Linked DNA regions of Homo sapiens: all the other regions are linked to region 4. A link is a contact called in ENCODE Hi-C or POLR2A ChIA-PET data. All regions are on one chromosome and are shown on one strand. The core of a region is the stretch at or near the end of the contact, and the rest is flanking DNA. Distances in the headings are between cores, read along the strand shown. Region 1 holds the start of GLRX3 (glutaredoxin 3). Region 2 holds the start of ECHS1 (enoyl-CoA hydratase, short chain 1). Region 3 holds the start of ADAM8 (ADAM metallopeptidase domain 8). Region 4 holds the start of PPP2R2D (protein phosphatase 2 regulatory subunit Bdelta). Region 5 holds the start of MTG1 (mitochondrial ribosome associated GTPase 1). Region 6 has its middle 11 kb from the start of MIR202HG.

The links. A loop is a pair of places that touch in the nucleus more often than their neighbours do. ChIA-PET counts read pairs that join two places held with the same protein, here RNA polymerase II (POLR2A). Pooled maps may share reads with other maps.
Region 1: a pooled map shows a loop between it and region 4 (8-fold over the local background). The contact joins the promoter of GLRX3 here to the promoter of PPP2R2D in region 4. A Hi-C loop is called at or near these places in 2 of 37 single-sample maps with no recorded cell type and 8 of 50 pooled maps. POLR2A ChIA-PET finds 5 or more read pairs at or near these places in 2 of 52 experiments (GM12878 and activated CD4-positive, alpha-beta T cell).
Region 2: a loop to region 4 is called in a map of ascending aorta, with 8 times the contacts of the local background. The contact joins the promoter of ECHS1 here to the promoter of PPP2R2D in region 4. A Hi-C loop is called at or near these places in 1 of 168 maps with a recorded cell type or tissue (ascending aorta), 2 of 37 single-sample maps with no recorded cell type and 13 of 50 pooled maps.
Region 3: a loop to region 4 is called in a pooled map, with 9 times the contacts of the local background. The contact joins the promoter of ADAM8 here to the promoter of PPP2R2D in region 4. A Hi-C loop is called at or near these places in 1 of 168 maps with a recorded cell type or tissue (naive thymus-derived CD4-positive, alpha-beta T cell), 3 of 37 single-sample maps with no recorded cell type and 14 of 50 pooled maps.
Region 5: a loop to region 4 is called in a map of CD8-positive, alpha-beta T cell, with 5 times the contacts of the local background. The contact joins the promoter of MTG1 here to the promoter of PPP2R2D in region 4. A Hi-C loop is called at or near these places in 1 of 168 maps with a recorded cell type or tissue (CD8-positive, alpha-beta T cell), 4 of 37 single-sample maps with no recorded cell type and 9 of 50 pooled maps.
Region 6: a loop to region 4 is called in a map of naive thymus-derived CD4-positive, alpha-beta T cell, with 10 times the contacts of the local background. The contact joins the enhancer-like site here to the promoter of PPP2R2D in region 4. A Hi-C loop is called at or near these places in 2 of 168 maps with a recorded cell type or tissue (CD4-positive, alpha-beta memory T cell and naive thymus-derived CD4-positive, alpha-beta T cell), 1 of 37 single-sample maps with no recorded cell type and 13 of 50 pooled maps.

The regions. Positions count from the first base shown.
Region 1 is chr10:130,134,798-130,137,884 of GRCh38, reverse strand. It overlaps GLRX3 (glutaredoxin 3), which reads right to left and starts at 1,494. Exons shown (of 11, transcript NM_006541.5): 1 at 1,373-1,494. The coding sequence starts at 1,464. It overlaps LOC105378561 (a long non-coding RNA gene), which reads left to right and starts at 1,514. Exons shown (of 6, transcript XR_001747659.2): 1 at 1,514-3,087. RefSeq lists enhancers at 1-384, 663-712 and a silencer at 913-1,512.
Region 2 is chr10:133,371,835-133,374,603 of GRCh38, reverse strand. ECHS1 (enoyl-CoA hydratase, short chain 1) reads left to right here and starts at 1,250. Exons shown (of 8, transcript NM_004092.4): 1 at 1,250-1,358. The coding sequence starts at 1,271. RefSeq lists an enhancer at 507-596 and a silencer at 978-1,487.
Region 3 is chr10:133,275,579-133,278,435 of GRCh38, reverse strand. ADAM8 (ADAM metallopeptidase domain 8) reads left to right here and starts at 1,568. Exons shown (of 23, transcript NM_001109.5): 1 at 1,568-1,664; 2 at 2,849-2,857. The coding sequence starts at 1,619. RefSeq lists enhancers at 114-163, 1,478-2,125 and a silencer at 1,319-1,878.
Region 4 is chr10:131,899,721-131,902,777 of GRCh38, reverse strand. PPP2R2D (protein phosphatase 2 regulatory subunit Bdelta) reads right to left here and starts at 1,770. Exons shown (of 9, transcript NM_018461.5): 1 at 1,623-1,770; 2 at 1,448-1,540. The coding sequence starts at 1,629. RefSeq lists silencers at 961-1,010, 1,191-1,590, 1,661-2,170 and an enhancer at 2,411-2,510.
Region 5 is chr10:133,392,626-133,395,406 of GRCh38, reverse strand. MTG1 (mitochondrial ribosome associated GTPase 1) reads right to left here and starts at 1,250. Exons shown (of 11, transcript NM_138384.4): 1 at 1,075-1,250. The coding sequence starts at 1,186. RefSeq lists an enhancer at 1-524 and silencers at 849-1,048, 1,109-1,458.
Region 6 is chr10:133,257,759-133,260,884 of GRCh38, reverse strand. No RefSeq gene overlaps it. Among named protein-coding and RNA genes, the nearest start is that of MIR202HG, 11 kb to the right of the region's middle. RefSeq lists enhancers at 1,500-1,549, 2,548-2,847. Within about 2 kb of position 1,529, at least 33 of the 41 ENCODE cell types and tissues checked have a DNase peak (open chromatin) inside an H3K27ac peak, as active enhancers do.

The sequences.
Region 1 (3,087 bases), core at 245-2,744, 1.8 Mb after region 4:
TGAGCACCTGTGGTCCCAGCTACTCGGGAGGATGAGGTGGGTCGATCACTTGAGCCTGGGAGGCGGAGGCTGCAGGGAGCCGTGATCGCTCCACTACACTGCAGCCTGGGTGACAGAGCCAGACCCTGTCTCAAAAACAAAACAAAACAAAGCTTTTTGCCTGTGAATTCCATGAACCATTCTACTTCCTACTGAAATACTAAGTGCCAACATCTACTGAGTGCTTCCTGCATACTAGGCATTGTATTATTTGTATTTTACATACGTCATCTCATTTAACCCTCACAACAACCCTGAGGTACTAACAGGTGCTAATCTATGTCACCGTCGGGAAACTGAGGCTTGGGCATGAAACGTGCCCAGGGGTTACATGGCTACTGAGTGGCTGCGGTGGGACTGGATCCCAGGCAATCCGACATAAGAGTTCCCATAACAACCGCTAATAATACAACTAAGAGAACAACTCAGTCCTTGGAGTAGTCTACAATGTGAGGTGGTATTATCACGGAGAGTCCACGTGCAGACCTTTCCCTGCAGGCACGCACGCTAGTAAGCATTTACTCGTAAGCATGCTTGCAGTTCAGAGCTTCTAGTCCACCCAGAAAACGCTTTCTATGCATTCCTCTGGATCTCCTTTTGTAGTCTTCCCAGGGATTGAAGACCTGGACACCGGCGCCAAATCTGAACAGACTCTCACTACACCAGTTCATGGAACAGGAAATCTCTGTCTCCGGCAACAGGTTAAGTCTGAAGACTGAGGCTACCTGCTGTCCAACAAACTTTAAAGGCTGACTTCAAAAGGCAGCCAGGCCTAGCTAATGCAACGGGGCCTTCCCTCGCCGCTCTTCCTGCGACAGGGGCGTTCCTGAAGGGAGGCTGAAGAGCAATGGGCCGACGCCGAGCCTGCCGCTCCCTCCCGGCGGGCACAGGAAAGGTGGAGCCCGCAGCCGTGGGTCCCGCTCCGTGGCGCGGAGGGCCGGGGTCTCGGCGCCGCCCCGTCCCCCGCCCCGCCACTGCGGCACGGCTGAGTCACCACCGCCTCCGTCCCGCGGCGGGGCCGCCCAGGCCAGAGGCCGGGAAGGTCGCGTCCCCCGGGCTTGGACAGCCGTCGGGGTCGGAGCCAGGGCTGGGGCCGGGGCTTCCAGGCGAGCCTCGCGCCCTGCTCGCTGTTCCGGGGCGGGGAACCTGCGGCTCGGGCCACTCACGCGGAGGCTCGGGGGAGTCTACGGGTGGCGCCGGGCCCGGTCCCCCGAGGCCGAAGGGAGCCGGGCACCAAGAAGCCAGGCTGGGCCACCCGCCGCCCCACACCGGCCCGGTCTCGCGGCCGCTCCCGCTCCGGCTCCTCACTCCTACCGCTCGCCGCCCCGCTTACTTGGCTTTGAGGCGCAGCAGCTCCTCAAACTGCCCGGCTGAGCCGACCTCCTCCACGGCCGCTACAGCTGCCTCAGCCGCCCCCGCCGCCATGCTGCCGCCGCCAGACAGAAGCAATCCAGTGCCGGCGGCCGGATGTGGGCGGGGCCACGGGGAGCTGAGCGGCTGCGCGAGGGAAAGCCCCGCCCCTGCCTGCGCTGAGGCTGCCGAGCCTGAGAAATCCCAAAAGGGGCCTCGGCGGCGGGCTCTGGATCCCGCTGGGGGGCTCTGACCCTGCCAAGTCTGGGCACTCCGCTGCGGGCCTCCTGGCTCCCGGGGTTCATGGCTGTTATGGTTCCTGGCTGTCGGGGCTCCTGGCTTTCGGGGCTCCCTGGCTGAAGGGGCTCCTGGCTGTAGGGGCTCCTGGCTATGGAGGTTCCCGGTTATAAGGGCTTCTGGATGTAGTGGATTCTGGCCGTCGAGGTCCCTGGCTGTCGGGGCTCCTGGCCGTAATGGCCCCTGGCTGTCGGGACCCCTGGGTGTCGGGGTTCCTGGCTGTCGGGACCCCTGGGTGTCGGGGTTCCTGACTGTAGGGGCTCCTGGGTGTTAGGGTTCCTGGCTATAGCAGGGGCTCCTGGGTGTCGGGGTTCCTTGCTGTCAGGGCTCCTGGTGGTAGAGGCTTCTTGCTGTTGGCTTCCTGGCTGTCGGGGTGACTGGGTGTCAGGGCTCCTGGTGTTAGGGTTCCTGGCTTCCTGGCTGTAGTAGGGGCTCCTGGGTGTCGGGGTTCCTTGCTGTCAGGGCTCCTGGTGGTAGAGGCTTCTGGCTGTTGGGGTTCCTGGGTGCCAGGGCTCCTGGGTGTCAGGGTTCCTGGCTGTCAGGACACCTGACTCCTGAGGCTCCTGGCTTTTGGGGCTCCAGACCTTCCTTGCACTTCCTGTGTCTCCTGGGTCTGTAATAGAAGGGGCCGGTGGAGGGGTGGGGGTGAGACATGTGAGTGAAAGTGAAGTCAGATGTGTACATTTAGGAAGCTGAAATTATCAAAAATGAAATTGCATAAAGGTGAGGAAGAACTGGGAGGTCTGGGAACAGAAGTGGTAGATCTTGAACTTCAACACAGACAGGGTGCTTCCAATTCAGTCCTGGGACCTGAACCCGGAGCCCACAGCATGTCCCTCCTCCCCTGGCCCTCCGCGCGTGCCGCCACTCATTGCAGCCCCACAGAGCCATCACCCATTGTAACCTCAGAACAGAAGGGGCTGGGTGGGTCCACAGATCCCTGCACTCCTCCCGTCTTGCCTCCTTGGATGATCCCTGGCTTGTCTTTCTCCCTTGGGAATCCCCCTGATGTTGGCTCTCCATGTGGTGTACTCTGTACCCCACACCCCATGCTTCCCACACACCTTCTGGCCTGAGTAATCTCCATGCCCCCAGTGACATCAACCTCCAGGGAAACCTCAATAGCAAGCCCAGAACCCTCCCCTGCATCCCAGAGCCTAGCATCCACTAACTTTGAGGAGGGGCCATCTTTTATTGGATATCCCCAAACCACACTGGGCCTTCCCTCCAAAGTGCCTCTCCTCTTGGTTCCCATCTCAGGGAACACCATCGCTCCCACCCAGACACTTGGGGCTCCTTCTGACTGGTCCCCCTGCTGTCCCTGGGCTTTGAGGCCAAGCCCCCACAGAGCCTTCCCTACTAGCCAGGTGTTCCCAGGCCTCCTTTGCTTGCTTCTACCGT
Region 2 (2,769 bases), core at 1-2,500, 1.5 Mb before region 4:
CATTTACACAGGGCGTACACCAAGTAACCAATGGAAACCTCTAGAGGGTATTTAACCCCCCCAAAAAATCTGTAACGGGGCTCTTGAGCCGCTATGCTCAGCCGCTCCCACAGTGTGGAGTTATTTTCGTTGTCTTTTCTTGTTTCTTTTTTGAGACGAAGTCTGGCTCTATCGCCCAGGCTGGAGGGCAGTGGTGCGATCTCGGCTCACTGCAACCTCCGCCTCCCGGATTCAAGCAATTCTCCTGCGTCAGCCTCCCGAGTAGCTAAGACCACAGGCGTGCACCACCACGCCCGGCTAATTTTTGTGTTTTTAGTAGAGAGGGGGGTTTCACCATGTTGCCCAGGCTGGTCTCAAACTCCTGACGTCAGGTGATCTGCCCGCCTTGGCCTCCCAAAGTGCTGGGATTACAGGCCTGAGCCACCGCGCCCGGCCACACTTTTGTTTTCCATAAATCTCGCTTTTGTTGCTTCCTTCTTTCCGTGCTTTGTTTGTGCGTTTTGTCCAGTTCTTTGTTCAAGACGTCAAGAACCTGGACACCCTCCACCGGTCACAATAGCAGTTTCGCTTTCCATTCCATTTTATCCAGGGTGGTTTTATCTCCACCCTGGCGTTTGCAGAATCCGGGCAAGTACACAAATGGATGCTCCACAATACTTGTCTAGATATTTAAAAGGTATAAATAAAATAACTTAAATGAATGAAATTTTTATTATTTAAATCTGTTGAAGTCTTGTGTGCATGAAAATAAAACTCCTCCTAATGTGGCGTTCAGTGCCCACGCCGCTGCCACCGTGCCTGGCCCTGCGCCTGGGCGCGCTGTGTCCGCTGCTACAGACGCCGGCGGGCAGGCGGGCAGGCGGGCAGGCGGGCAGGCGGGCAGGCGGGCAGGCGGGCAGGCGGGCGGGGGGAGGCGGCGCAGAGCCCGGCAGGCGCCGCCGTTGCCTCCGCCTCCGCGCGGTCTCCCCGGGGCCAGCTGGGACCCCGAGGGCTGGGGCGGGGGCGGGGGCGCGGGCGACTGCGGCGGGGCCTGGAGGGCGCTGGTCCCAGCCCAGGGCGGGGTCCCGGGGACGCCCCTCGGCCTTAGATCCGCGAGCGGCAGCTCGGGCCTGGGGGCGGGGCCTGGCGGAGAGCGACCCGCTCACTCTGCCCGGGCTGATCTCGCGAGGGCCGCCTGGTCTCGCGGCGCTGGCCTGTGGGCGGAGCGAGCCCTGAAAGGCTATAGGCGAGGGGGCGGCTCCGCGGGGCCGGGCGAGGAGTCCAGAGAGCCATGGCCGCCCTGCGTGTCCTGCTGTCCTGCGTCCGCGGCCCGCTGAGGCCCCCGGTTCGCTGTCCCGCCTGGCGTCCCTTCGCCTCGGGTGAGTGCGCGGTGAGAGCTGGCGGCCCGAATCTCCTCCTGACTCCGACCTGCACGCCCAGACCAGATCCCAGACCGCACCCCCCTCCCACCTGACCCCGCATCCCCCACCTGACCCCAACCCACACCCCTCTTCCGCCTGACCCCGCACCCTCACCTGACCCCTACCCGCACCCCACTCCGCCTGACCCCGCACCCCCCCGCCTGACCCCGCACCCCCCCACCTGACCCCGCACCCTCCGGCCTGACCCCTACCCGCACCCCACTCCGCCTGACCCCGCACCCCCCCACCTGACCCCGCACCCCCCGGCCTGACCCCGCACCCCTCTTCCGTCCGATCCCGCATCCCCAGGGCCTGACTCCGCACTCTCCTGCCTGACCCCGCACCTACCACCTGACCCCGACCCGCAGCCCCTGCCTGGCTCAGGCCTGCAACACCCCCCTCGCCTAGTGCTGCACCCCCCACCTGACCCGCACCCACAGCCTGACCCAGGCTTAACACCCCCCCACCACCCGCCACCCCGCACCGACACCACCCACCTGACCCTGGCCCGCACCCCCACCCCCTGCCTGGCTCTGCAGGAGGCCACTCTCACCAGGCCACGTCCTGCGGGAGGCCCGGCGGCTGGCTGGTACTGCCCCAGTGCCAAGACCTCTGGCCAACTGGGCGCAGGGTGGGGGTTGTAAAAATCCGGGGTGTTCCCTCGGCTCTAAGAGCAGGCGTAGCTCCTGTGCAGCCGGCCAGCCCGAGAACAGGAGATGCAGGTGCATTTTGTCCTGGGTGCCTCCTGACCAGGGCCACCCCTCAGAGGGTCCTAAGGGAAAAGCTGACACCTCCTCCCCAGCCACAGGGGGCTGCCCTCTTCCTCCCTCGTGGCTCACCCGGGGCCCCACTCATGAGCGGCCATCACCGGCTCTAGTATCTGAGGAATCTTGGGCCATGCCTTGGGCTGGGGAAGAACTCTTGCTTCCTCTTCCTCCCTCACCCTGTGTAGCAGTGGACCACTGAGTTGTGTTGGTTTCATCTCCATGCTCTCCTTGGCCTTCGGCTTCTCCACCCTGACAGCAGCCCTTTCCTGGATCTTGCATGGCGGGCACTGCTGCCAGACACTTCACCTGTGATCTTCCAGTTACCCCTAGAAACCCACAGGATACGGCGGGGCACAGTGGCTAATGCCTATAATCCCAGCACTTTGGGAGGCTGAGGCAGGTGGATCACCTGAGGTCATCAAGACCACCTTGGCCAACATGGTGAAACCCCATGTCTACTAAAAATACAAAAATTAGCCAGGTGTGGTGGTGTGTGACCGTAGTCCCAGCTACTCGGGAGGCTGAGGCAGGAGAATCACCTGAACCCTGTAGGCAGAGGTCGCAGTGAGCCAAGATTGCGCCACTGCACTCCAGCCTGGGCA
Region 3 (2,857 bases), core at 319-2,818, 1.4 Mb before region 4:
CTCCCAGACCCCCCGGCACCTGCTGAAGAGGAGAGCTGTGTTCTGTGGGATTGGGTGGAACTTCCTCAGCGCGGGAGGAGCCTGTTCTGGCCCAAGCTGGTCCTGTCTTTTTAGGAATAAATCCCTGGTAGCTCAGCGTCGGCAGGGGCCTTGCTGTGCCTCTGATGTGGCCAGCGTGCCGCCTTTGCACTTTGCTGTTGAGTAACTTGCACCATGAGGTCAAGGAAGGGAAGTGTGATTGCCAGCTGGCCATTGTTCTATAATAACAGGGTCACCTGCATGAGCTCAGGCACAGGCCAGTATCCCCAGCCCTACCTGGGAGCCTCTCGGCAGCCTGGGGGACCTCGTCCTGTGCCACACAGGCAAGCGGACACACCCCCAGGCAGCAGAAGTCACCTGCGGCCCAGTGCCAGCCCTTGCTTTCTTGCTTTTCATGCCATTCACATTAGGGTAAGAATGGCTTTGAGACAAAATGTGACAGCATCACTCACGCCAGCTTAGATCCTCCGGGTTCCCTGTCCTCCCAGGATAACGTCCGAGGCCCCGGCCTCTTCTTGCCACTGCCCCTTGACCTCTGTCCTCTGCCCCTAGGCCCGTGCAGTTCCCTGACTCGCCCTGCCCTGGTGCCCTCTCTCCAGGCAGGACTCCCTCCAGCCCCTTGCTGGCCCTGCCCTGCCTCTCCCCAGGGAGGCCCTGAGGCCCCCCCCCCCCATGTGATCTGTCAGCAGCGCCCTGTGTGGTCATCTGAGCTGCCTTTCCTGCCACCACCACTGTTCCCACTCCAGGAGGGCGGCCTGGCTGTGAAAGCCCCAGGGAGGGGTCCTGGGTGGACCGTCTGGGGAGCTGTGGTGTCAGCCCAAACCTGCACCCTCGAGGCTGAGCCCACCACGGGGAATGTGGTCACCAAGGGCAAGCACGCTTGGCCGCAGGCCTGGAGACGCCGGAGCCAGGCCACGGTGGGCTGCTGCAGGCTTTGGTCCACGTCGGCCAGCGTCAGCTGCTGTCTGGGGATCTTAGGCTAGGGACGGCCCCTGCACCTGCCATCACCTGGGCTGGGACCCCCACCTAGGGCTCCCCCTCCCCACTTGGACGCCTGCGGGCCCATGCCTATCCCACTCCGGTGAGGCCTCAGCCTGGTGGAGGGGGCGCAGGCTTGGGGGGGAGGGTGGCAGAGCTTCCCACAGGGCTGAACCTATGCCCACAAAGCCATGACTTGCCCCTGCCTGAGGCTTTCTGTTCCCCAGGAAATCAGAGACCCCCTCTCCTGAAACCGCCAGGCGGCCCTCACAAGTCCCTTCCCCTCCAGGACCTGCCTGGCGCCACCTCCTTCCAGCCGCCGGGTCCTTCGAGAGGCCCCCTCTCGGGGCTCTGGCCGGACTTGGGACAGGCTGTGCCTGAGTTTCCTCACCTGTGCAAGGGAGGATGCTGGATTGTGGGGAGAGGGGAAACGGACCCCGCCCCCAGGTGCCGCGCGCCCCGCCCCTCCCACCGGCCGAGGGGCCCATTGGCTGCGGGGCGCCGGGGCGGGGCGCGCGGAAAAGAGCCTCGGGCCAGGAGCGCAGGAACCAGACCGTGTCCCGCGGGGCTGTCACCTCCGCCTCTGCTCCCCGACCCGGCCATGCGCGGCCTCGGGCTCTGGCTGCTGGGCGCGATGATGCTGCCTGGTGAGTGGTTCCAGGGAACCGTCCCGGGCGCAGCGCGGGGCAGGGTGGCTCTCCCCGCAGGACGCGACGCGGACCCCGAGCCCCTGGCCTGCTCGCACCCCGCACCCTGGCCCGGCTTCGGGCTGGTCCCTGGGAGCGGGCCATCAGGTGCACAGTGGTCTCTGGGTGGAGAGCCCCGGGCCGGGGAGGCCGGGGAGGTCGGAGGGAACCTTCAAAGGTGAACTGTGAGAGGGAAGTCCCGCCTCTGAGCTTGTTAGTGGGGTCGGGGCCGGGCCAAGCAGGACGCTTCACCTGCTGCGCGAGGCGCCCTGGGTTCCTGGGATTCACCTGTGGGGCTACCCACCCCCACTATTTAGCCGAGGAGGGAAGGGAGGGCAGACAAGCTGAGGCCTGGAGTGCAGGGGTGTGGGCTGAGGGGACCCGTCTCCTGCCTGGGGGAGGACATGGGGCTGCTGACCCTGGATCCCACCCCTGCTCCTGGAGTGACTTGGGCTGGGGTGTGCTGAGGAGCTTCAGGCTGGAGGCCGGGTTGCTTCCCGCCAGTTTCCTGGGCAGATAGGGGCTGGCTGCTCCCCTGCTGCCTCTCCAGGTTGGAGATGTGGTCATGGAGACACGTCCACTATTGTGTTTTAATGGGAGCAAAGGGTCCTGGGGTTGGTGGTCTCCGAAACCCTGCCCATTGCATGCTGGGACCCTGCCCTCTGCTCTCGGATACCAGGGAGTTTCCAGTTCTTGGGAGGTGAACAGCCTCCGGGAGGCACTTCCTGCTCCCCAGTTAGATGCGATCAGATGATCAGAAGAATGGAGGAGGAGAATGGAAACGGGCAGGTCGGCGGCCCGAGTCCTCCTCCCTGGGGGGAAGGTTCATCCTTGCCCTCGGGCCCCTCCAGAGATCTGAGACAGCCTGGAGACCTGTGGAGTCACTGGCACCCGCTGGCACCCACAGCGTCTCTGAGCACTGTGTGTGGGTGCTGCAGGACACAGGCCCACCGGCCATGCCTGGGGGCGCTCCTGGGGTCTTTTAGGCACAGAACCCTCACTTGAGTCTTTGTCCCAGAGCTATCTGGTGAGTTCCCCAGGGGAGGGTCAAGCCCAGCAAGAGACAGAATCTGAGGGCCCAGGAGGCCTCTGGGAAGGAAACCTGCCCCCCGGCCCCTCATGCCTGCTGACCCTCCCTCCTGCAGCGATTGCCC
Region 4 (3,057 bases), core at 521-3,020:
GACCCTGTCTCCAAAAAACAAAATAAAGAGTTAACAGAAATTAAGGCAAGCATTAAGCCCTCTCACTTTCCTACTCCCAAACAAGTTTTGCTTTACTTGCGACAGAAATCACACTTGAGTAAGGCTGAACTGTCACTTGCTTAGCATATGCAAAATCAAACAAAAAAAGTAATGCATTTTAAAGAAATAAAATCAATAAACTTTTTAGATCACATAAAATGCACCTAGTTTTAATCTCAAACCATATATATTACGCATTTCTTAGAGCCCAGTTTCACCTGCTTAATAACCTAGGCCCTGTTTGTCCCAGGGGGCGCAGAATCTCCAGATGTCCTCAGGGGTCATGTGCCAAACCAGACACTGCCAGGGAGAGGTACAGGGTAGGGAAGAGGGAGTAAAAGTTCACGGGGTTGGGGGGGCCGAGATGGAGGGAAGTGAACAGGACGTCTGACAAGGGGCTTTTAGTAACTTGAGGCAGGGAAGGTGTATTTGGTGCAAACACCAATCATTTTTAAGAAAAGGTTAAAGGTTTACAATGTTCAGTAAGATGTATGAACAACAACAAAAAAGTCACTATGACTCTGAATCTGAAATATTAATCAAACTTCTAAGACTCGACCAAGTTCTCCATTCAACGGTGAAAAAGGAAAGCTACATAGCTTTTTAACTTTAAGGTGACAGGTAAGCTTCATGGGAAGCTGGGGTGGGAGGCACTTCCCAGTTCCCTCCCACCACCCTAAAACTTTGTGCCTGGGCCAATTTGAGAGTATGATTTAAGGAAAAGACCAGTGAACTTCAAGTAATACCATGAAGTTCAAGACTAAAATCTGGAATAGAGACCTTAAAATATATCAGTAGAGAAAGTAGCAGTACCTCACAGTAAAATTCAAGGATTTTAGAACCGCAGAAAGCAGACCTTAAGAATCAGGGAGCCGAGGCAACCAGCTCGCTCAAGAGCGCACCGCCGATGAAACGCAGAGCCTGGTGGGGGCCGAGGCCCCGACCCAGCCCTAGGCGCGTTCCCAGCCTCTGGGCCATTGTGCCGCGCTGCCCGAGCGCACGATATGGACTCCGTTCCCGTCCCCGGCTCCGCCGCGGTCTCCTCAGTTCCGCCCCAGGCAGGAGGCAGCCCCGGGCTTCGGTTCCGCCCCGGGCAGGAGGCAGCCCCAGGCGCTGGGTTCGGAGGACCCGGCCGCCCGTGACCTTGGTGACTTACATAAGTCCCGCCGCGGGCCCGACGCCTCCGCCCGTGCCCCGCGGGCCGGGACAGCGGACAGAGGACGGCCGCCCCCCGATCACGGCCCCCAGCTCGGCCCCTGGCCCCTGCCCCGCCCGGCCCCCATCCTCCTGCCTGCCTTCCACGGACGCTTGGGGCCCGGAGGCCGCGCGCGGCCGGGCTGGGAGCTGTCCGCGAGGGTCCCGGGGCGGGGCGCGGCGCGGGGCTCACCTTCGGCCACGTCCTCGTCGATGGCCCCCTTGACCTGCGAGAAGCACCACTGGAAGTCGTTGCCGCCCGCGGGGCAGCCGCCGCCTCCGGCTCCTGCAAACACAACGGGGCGGTCAGGCCGGCCGCGGCCCCCGCCCGCCCCCGTGGTCCCCGCCGGCCCGCGCAGACCCCTCACCTGCCATGGCAGCCGGCGGCGGGACGGGCGGGGACCGCGGCAGACCAGGGAGACGGCCTCCGCGCCGCTGCAGCCGAGCGCTCAGCCCCGGGGCCGCCACCACCGCCGGCGCCGCCGCCGCCGCCGCCGCCGCCGGGGAGGGATTTTTTTCCCTTTTCAAAATGGCGCCCAATGCCCGTCGCCCCGCTCGATGACGTCATCGCCCTCCGCCTCCTCGGACGGGCAGCGGACGGGGCGGGCCGCGGGGGCTGCCGGGGGCGCCCAATGCGCCTGCGCCCGGCGCCGCTCGGCTGTAGGGGGGAAGGGACGCCTGGGCGACTGCGGAGGGAAGCCGGGGTCGCCGGGCGCAGGCCAGCTCCTCGGCCCTCGGCCCTAGGCCTCCCGCAGTGGTCCGGTGTGCACCCGGCGCTCCCCAGAAGACTAGCGCCGCCGGCCGCCCCTACTCTCCGGGGACTCCCGGAGAGCCTAAGCTGCGGCCGGACACGCCTTCAGGGCGCCGCTTGGCCGGACACGCCCCCATCCCGCATCGGCCAATGGAAACGTGGGTTCTCCGTGGAACCGCCAATGGAGGACGCGCTTGGCGGCGGTGGGCGGGCATGTGGGCCGGCCTCACCTGAGCGCGCCGTACCTGAGCGCTGCCTCCCGCCCACTGCCCCCGACGCGGAGTCTCGCTCTGTTCCCCGGGCTGGAGTGCGGGGGCGCGATCTCGACTCCCTAAAAGCCTCGACCTCCTGGGCTCAATCCATCCTACTGCTTCAGCCTCGGAAGTAGCTGCGAGCACAGGCACGCGCCGCCAGGCTCGCTGATTTTTAAATTTTTTGTAGAGACGGGGGTCTATGTTGCTCAGGCTGGTCTCGAACTCCTGGGCTCGAGCCATCTGCCGGCCTCGGTCTCCCAATCCTGTCCACCTCCCTTTCGGAGCGCACCGTTGCTCACCAGATGGCTACCTTAGGGGTTCTTGGAGCTCCCAGTGCAGTCTTAGGGAAACAGGGCCGATCGTTTCATTTGCGGGTGGTTTTCTCTGGCATACTGAGCGATCATGGGTGCTCCTCGACTTACAGTGGGGCTACCCTCCCCGCAAATAAGCCCTTCCTAAGTCAAAAATGCATCTAATACCCAATCTACCCGTCGTAAAGTTGAAAAATCTGAAGTCGAGCTATCATCAGGGGGACTGTCCCTATGGGATTGATGTCCGGAATCAGAACTTCTTTCAGGGTAGCTGCGGTGGGCACTGATGGTATTGCACCACTAAAAGACAGTCGCTGCAAATCAGGAACATTCGTCCACTCCATTAATATTATTTATTGACAGCTCCTGCCACGTGCGGCACACTCCACAGCCCTGGGGGTGAGAGGTTAACAGAGCAGAGAAATCTCAGCCCTGGTAGAGCTTACCTTTCAGTGGGGGAGACAGACAATAAGGAAATAAATACATA
Region 5 (2,781 bases), core at 1-2,500, 1.5 Mb before region 4:
TTTTTGTTTTCTGAGACGGAGTCTTGCTCTGTCACCCAGGCTGGAGTGCAGTGGCACGATCTCGGCTCACTGCAACCTCCGCCTGCCAGGTTCAAGCAATTCTCCTGCCTCAGCCTCCCGAGTAGCTGGGACTACAGGGACGCGCCACCATGCCGGGCTAATTTTTTGTATTTTTAGTAGAGACACGGTTTCACCATGCTGGCCAGGATAGTCTCGATGTCCTGACCTCGTGATCTGCCCACCTCGGCCTCCCAAAGTACTGGGATTACAAGCGTGAGCCACCGGGCCGGGCCCTTCCACGGGTCTTAATCTGGGCTATAACACAGAGTAACACTGGCTCATTAGGCCCCTGCTACCTCGCGGGGATGATGACGATAGTCCCCTAACCAGGAATACCACACACAACCAAGATAACAAAGCTTCCAGCTTTCTTCCCCTCCAGTGTTATCCGAAGACCGAGGACACAGCCTCAGTCACCCACACGGGCCCTTCTTCCCCCTCGGCCCCCAGTACACGCGGAGCCGACGCAGGAGTGGCCATCACAACACCTAGACGGGCTGGGCTGGCCCCAGAGGTCTTCTTGGGGCCGAATTGTGACAAACAGTAAGAATTACCAAAGACGTTAAGCAGGAGAACGACTCAAGATACCAGTTAAAACTGAACAGGTGCCTTCATACCCACTGTTTCATTTAGTCCCCAAAAGACTCAGAAAAGTCTATCTTGTCAAGAACATGTGGAAACGGAGGCTTCGGGGGATTAAAAGGGCAGAAGGAACTTGCTGGGAACAGAGGACAGGGGCGGCGGGCCAGAGGTAGGAGGTCAAGCAGGCCCTGGGTCCGAGGCTGCGCCGCGGGGGCACTCGCGGGAACGGGCCTCTCCCGCAGCTGCGCAGGGGAAGGGGTCCCGGCGGCTCCGGGAGCGGGTGAGAGCGGGGAAGGAGGGGAGACAAGGGAGGAGGGGCGGGGCCAGCCCAGAACGACCGGGAGAAGCAGGCGACGGCCGAAACCGGGGTGGGAGGGAAGCAGAGGCGCCGCGGCCGTAGGCATGACCTTGCCCCTCCCCGCCGTGCCTCACCCTTGGCCATGTGGCCCGGGAACCAGCGCGCCACGTCGCGACCGCACAGGGGGAAGTTCTCCCGCCAGGCGGCCTGGGCGGCGCTGCACAGCGCGCGCGGGGTCAATCTCATGGCGGCACCGTCCCCGGAAACGCTCCCGCAGCTGACCTCCTCTGCGCCGCTGCGACCCGCCTCTGAGGTTCCGGCGCTGCGGGCCTCCGGCACTGCGGGCTTCCGGCGCTCCAAGGGGCCGCACCACGGCCTGCGCGTGCGCACGACGTTGCCTCCGCCTCCGGCGAAGCCCGGAGTGGGCGGGGCCCGGGCCCAGAGGGAGGGACGAATGGTGGGTCGAGCGTCGGGGCGGGACTGCGAGGAGACCCGGGGGGACGGGGAGGTTCCTGGGTTTTGTGGGTTTAAGTAATTCGCAGATTTATTAACATTCATTAAATATTAAAAATCATCGTTCTCCCTTAAGCATATCCTGAGTATAAGTGTAAAAATTTAGCAATCTCTTTTTACAATTTGGTTAAAATCTCTCAAATACTTTAAATTTACCTTATAAATGTAATCTCTTCATTTTCTTTTTAAGTACTTCAGGGTTTTTGTTTGTTTTGTTTTGTTTGAGACGGAGTCTCCGCTCTGTTGCCCAAGAGTGCAGTGGCACGATCTCGCTCATTGCAACCTCCAACTCCTGAGTTCAAGGGATTCTCCCACCTCAGCCTCCGGAGTAGCTGGGATTACTGGCGCCTGCCACCACGCCGGCTGATTTTGTATTTTTAGTAGAGATGGAGTTCCACCATGTTGGCCAGGCTGGTCTCCAACTCCTGACCTCAAGTGATCTACCTGTCTCGGCCTCCCAAAATGCTGGGATTACAGGCATGAGCCACCGCGCGCAGCCTCAAGTACTTCAGGGTTTAATATAACAAACTGTTTCCAAATACTGACTGCAGTTCTGCTAAATTAAACCGATTAATTAATGAGGCTGAAATATTCTCCACTGTCCAAGACTAGACATAAATATAGTCGGATTTCAACTCTAAATCAGCAGTCAGCAACTGCTCAATTGCACACTGCGTTACAAGAGTATTACTCTACCGGAATTTTTATTTTTGAGACGGAGTCTCGCTCTGTCGCCAGGCTGGAGTGCAGTGGCGTGATCTTGGCTCACTGCAACCTCCGCCTCCCGGGGTTCAAGCAGTTCTCCTGCCTTAGCCTCCTGAGTAGCTGGGACTACAGGTGCGCACCACCACGCCCGGCTACTTTTTTTGTATTTTTAGTAGAGATGGGGTTTCACCATGTTGGCCAGGCTAGTCTCGAACTCTGACCTCAGGTGATCTGCCCACCTCAGCCTCCCAAAGTGCTGGAATTACAGGCATGAGCCATGGCACCCAGCCTCTACTGGAATTTTTTAAACAAGCTACTGAAAATACCAAACATGCTCAAATTCTAAGTACAAAAATATTGCCATGGTTCTGATGTTCTTAAACCACCTAATACCCTAACGCCTAGCTGTAAATATTTTTGGGCATGAGAGAGTGGCCCCTCCGTGGAAGACAGAAGCCTCCCAGGTGGTTTCTGGGCTGAGTGGGGGCAGTCAGGGCCTCCTGCTAGGTCAATGCCCCCAAGCCCCCTCCTCACCAAGCCGGTCCCTCACACCCAGAGGGGGCAGCCTGGGTCTTGCTGCCTTTCTCCCTGGGATACAGAATTGATGAAACCCTAAATGTCAA
Region 6 (3,126 bases), core at 280-2,779, 1.4 Mb before region 4:
CCCCAAAATGCAGACATTTGCTGAGTACCTGTGGGCACCAGCTCTTATCACCTGGCGGTGCTGGCTGGCAAGTCTGCCTGGCTGCCCTCCAGCCAGAGCCGAGCCCCTTCTCCCATCCCCAAATGCACAGAAGACAGCCAGAGAGCCAGGGTCCTGGGCAGCACCTGCCCAGCCCAAGACTCCACATGAGCACTTAGATATGCAGTGCACACCTGGCTCTCTGCACACACCTGGTTCTCAACAGACACCTGGCTCTCCATGCACACCTGCTCTCAGTGCACACGCGGCTCTGCAGTGTACACCTGACTCTCTGCACACCTGACTCAGTGCACACCCGGCTCTGCAGCGCACACCTGACTCTCTCTGCACACCTGGTTCTCAGTGCACACCCGGCTCTGCAGCGCACACCTGACTCTCTCTGCACACCTGGTTCTCAGTGCACACCCGGCTCTGCAGCGCACACCTGACTCTGCACACTTGGTTCTCAGTGCACACCTGGCTCTCTCTGCAGACCTGATTCTCCGTGCACACCTGGTTCTCAGTGCACACCTGGCTCTCTCTGCAGACCTGATTCTCCGTGCACACCTGGCTCTCTCTGCACACCTGGTTCTCAGCGCACACCTGCTCTCAGTGCACACGCGGCTCTGCAGTGTACACCTGGCTCTCCGTGCACACCTGGTTCTCAGCGCATACCCAGCTCTGTGGTGTAAACCAGGCTTGACAGGCTCTGTGGACCCATGCCTGGCTCTGCAGGTGCACACCTGGCTCTTTCACCAGGGGTCTCCAGTTTTCCTGCGTGCAGGAAGCCCCTTGCCATACCTGCCTCCCCCAGCTCCAGCCATCAGGACCCTTAAGGGATGCTGGATGGGAGCCCGGACTCCACACAGACGTTCACTCCAGGCCTGCTGGGCAGTGCACGGCCACATCCGGAAGAATCCCTCTCACCCCAGGCACCTGCCTCGGGCACAGTGGCCACAGGAGAGGCCTGCTGACCGCCTCCTAAACCTTCCTATACTGGAAGCACAGACTCAGCCAGTCTCCAGCAGCAAACAACGTGACCCACTGTGGAAAAGCTGAGCTGCCTCAAAGGACGTTTCCCAGGTGAAGCCCAGGAATGACGGCCACATATGGGCAGAGCTGGGTGGCAAGGGGCAGGCCTGTGCTCAGTAGACTCAGCCGGACCAGGGCCCCCATGTGGACCCAACGCCACTCGCCGGTCATCCCAACAGTGTCTCTCGCTCAGAGACAAACTCCAAAGGCCAGGGGGTCTCTGCTGACTCTTCCAGGGCATCCATCTGACCCCATGCTGTGCAACAACTAAGCCAGGGCCCTCCGTGGAGTCGCCTTAAACTGCAGCTTGAGCTGCTTTCCCTCTGGGTGTCATGATGCAGCTGTGATTCTTGCTGCCACACGTGGATCATGGAGGCCGTGACTGGGAAGCCAGCAGCTTCACTTCCTGCCACCACTCCCTCTCTGCCAGGCTGCGGTCAATCTGAAGCCACAAAATGACGTCACTTTCCTGCTTTCTCCAGAAAACAGCTCATCCAGATCTGGGCACCCGCTCAGGAACCGCGATGTCGACATCATCTCCAAGAGCCCCTTCAACCCCGAGGCCCCTTGGGCACAGCCTGCACACCTGCCCCACACACTCTGTCCTGTGTCCCGGGCCCCTGTCTTGAGGTTCTGCCCTCCCCGGTGCCCCTGGGCCGAGGGCTTAGTCCCCTGCGGGGTCTCAGGAAGGAACTTCAGGGCCACAAACCTCAGGAGGGTTCCAAAGCCGCCTCAGGAGGCAAGGCGAAGGCAGCTGAAAGCAGCCGCTTCCTCCCTGAGCCAGAAGGCAAGGCCCCCTCCCCCTGCACGGCCAGCTGCTGCACCGCCCTGCAGGGGCACTGAGGCACAGCCCTCTCCACCCAGTGTCCCTGCAGTGCATAGGCTGAGAGGGCGGCTTCCCAAAGACTGGCCTGGTCAGGTGTGGTCAGCTACCCGGGGCCGCCTGTTCCCAGAGCCCCTCTCGAAGCCAGGCCAGGGCTGCCTCTAGGAAGGGGCCATTCCCAGGGGAGCAGCCCCTCAGTGCCACAGTGGGCTGGGGAGGGCCACGGCGGGTGCCAGCCCCCAGGGTCCGCCGCTTCCCCGCTGTCAGGGGGACTCGGTCCTGGCTCAGGAGTCCGGGTCATGCTGGGTCATGCACGTGGCAGGCTGCAAGCGGTGCTCCTGGAATCAGGAGACTCAGGTTTTCTGGAGTCACTGCAGTGACCCCTCAGAGACAGGGCTCCCACAGCACAGATTTCAGCAGGTCCTGCAGCTGGGGCTGGGCAGGAAGTGCTGGGGAAGGGCCTGGCCGAGAAGCCCGAGCCAACCCAGGCCTAGGCAGCTTCTGTCAGGAGCTGTGGCAGTGCCAGACCCTGCCCTGCCACCCCGGGTGGTGACAGCACAGGCCACCGCTCAGCTCCAGGTGCCCCCACAGGCTCATGCACACACAAACAGGGCTGCCTGCCACCTGCGAGGAACCTGCTCTCTCCAGGGACTCAGAAACAGGCGCCAGGCCAGAGACACACCACAGCCAGAAAGGCAGGTATCAGGAGCCAGCGGGTGCTTGGTGCCTGGAGGCCACACCCCAGACACCCACAGGCAGGGCCGGCTCACCCGCCGGAAGACAGGCCCAGGAGGCCCTCTGCAGGGTCCCCAGGATGACCAGGGCCCTGGTGGCATGAGGCTGGTGGAGGGTGTTGAAGCCAGGAACCCTCTCGATGGAGTATGGACCCCATCCTGGCTGGAGGAGAGGTTGTCAGGGCGGGGCTGGCCCTTGGGAGGCACCACAACCCCTGTGCAGGGTACCCCAACCGGGGAGAAGCCACCAGGCCACGCTGGAGTGGGAGCCAGGACCTCAGCGCCAGGTCCCCACCGCGTCTGCCGTGCCCACCCCTAGAGGGTGCTGAATCCTGGCCCCTCCCAGCTCTGGGTGTGTGGTGGGGAGGAGCTGCTTCTCTCCGTCCTCACCCGGCCTTGCCCTCGGCCAGCAAAGACCGCAGAGGAGAGTGAGACCCTTGGGAGCTCCCTGGGCTCAGGGGTTCTGAGTGCCTGTGCTGGGACCTTGGACGGCCAAGACACCGCTTGACTTCCACCTTC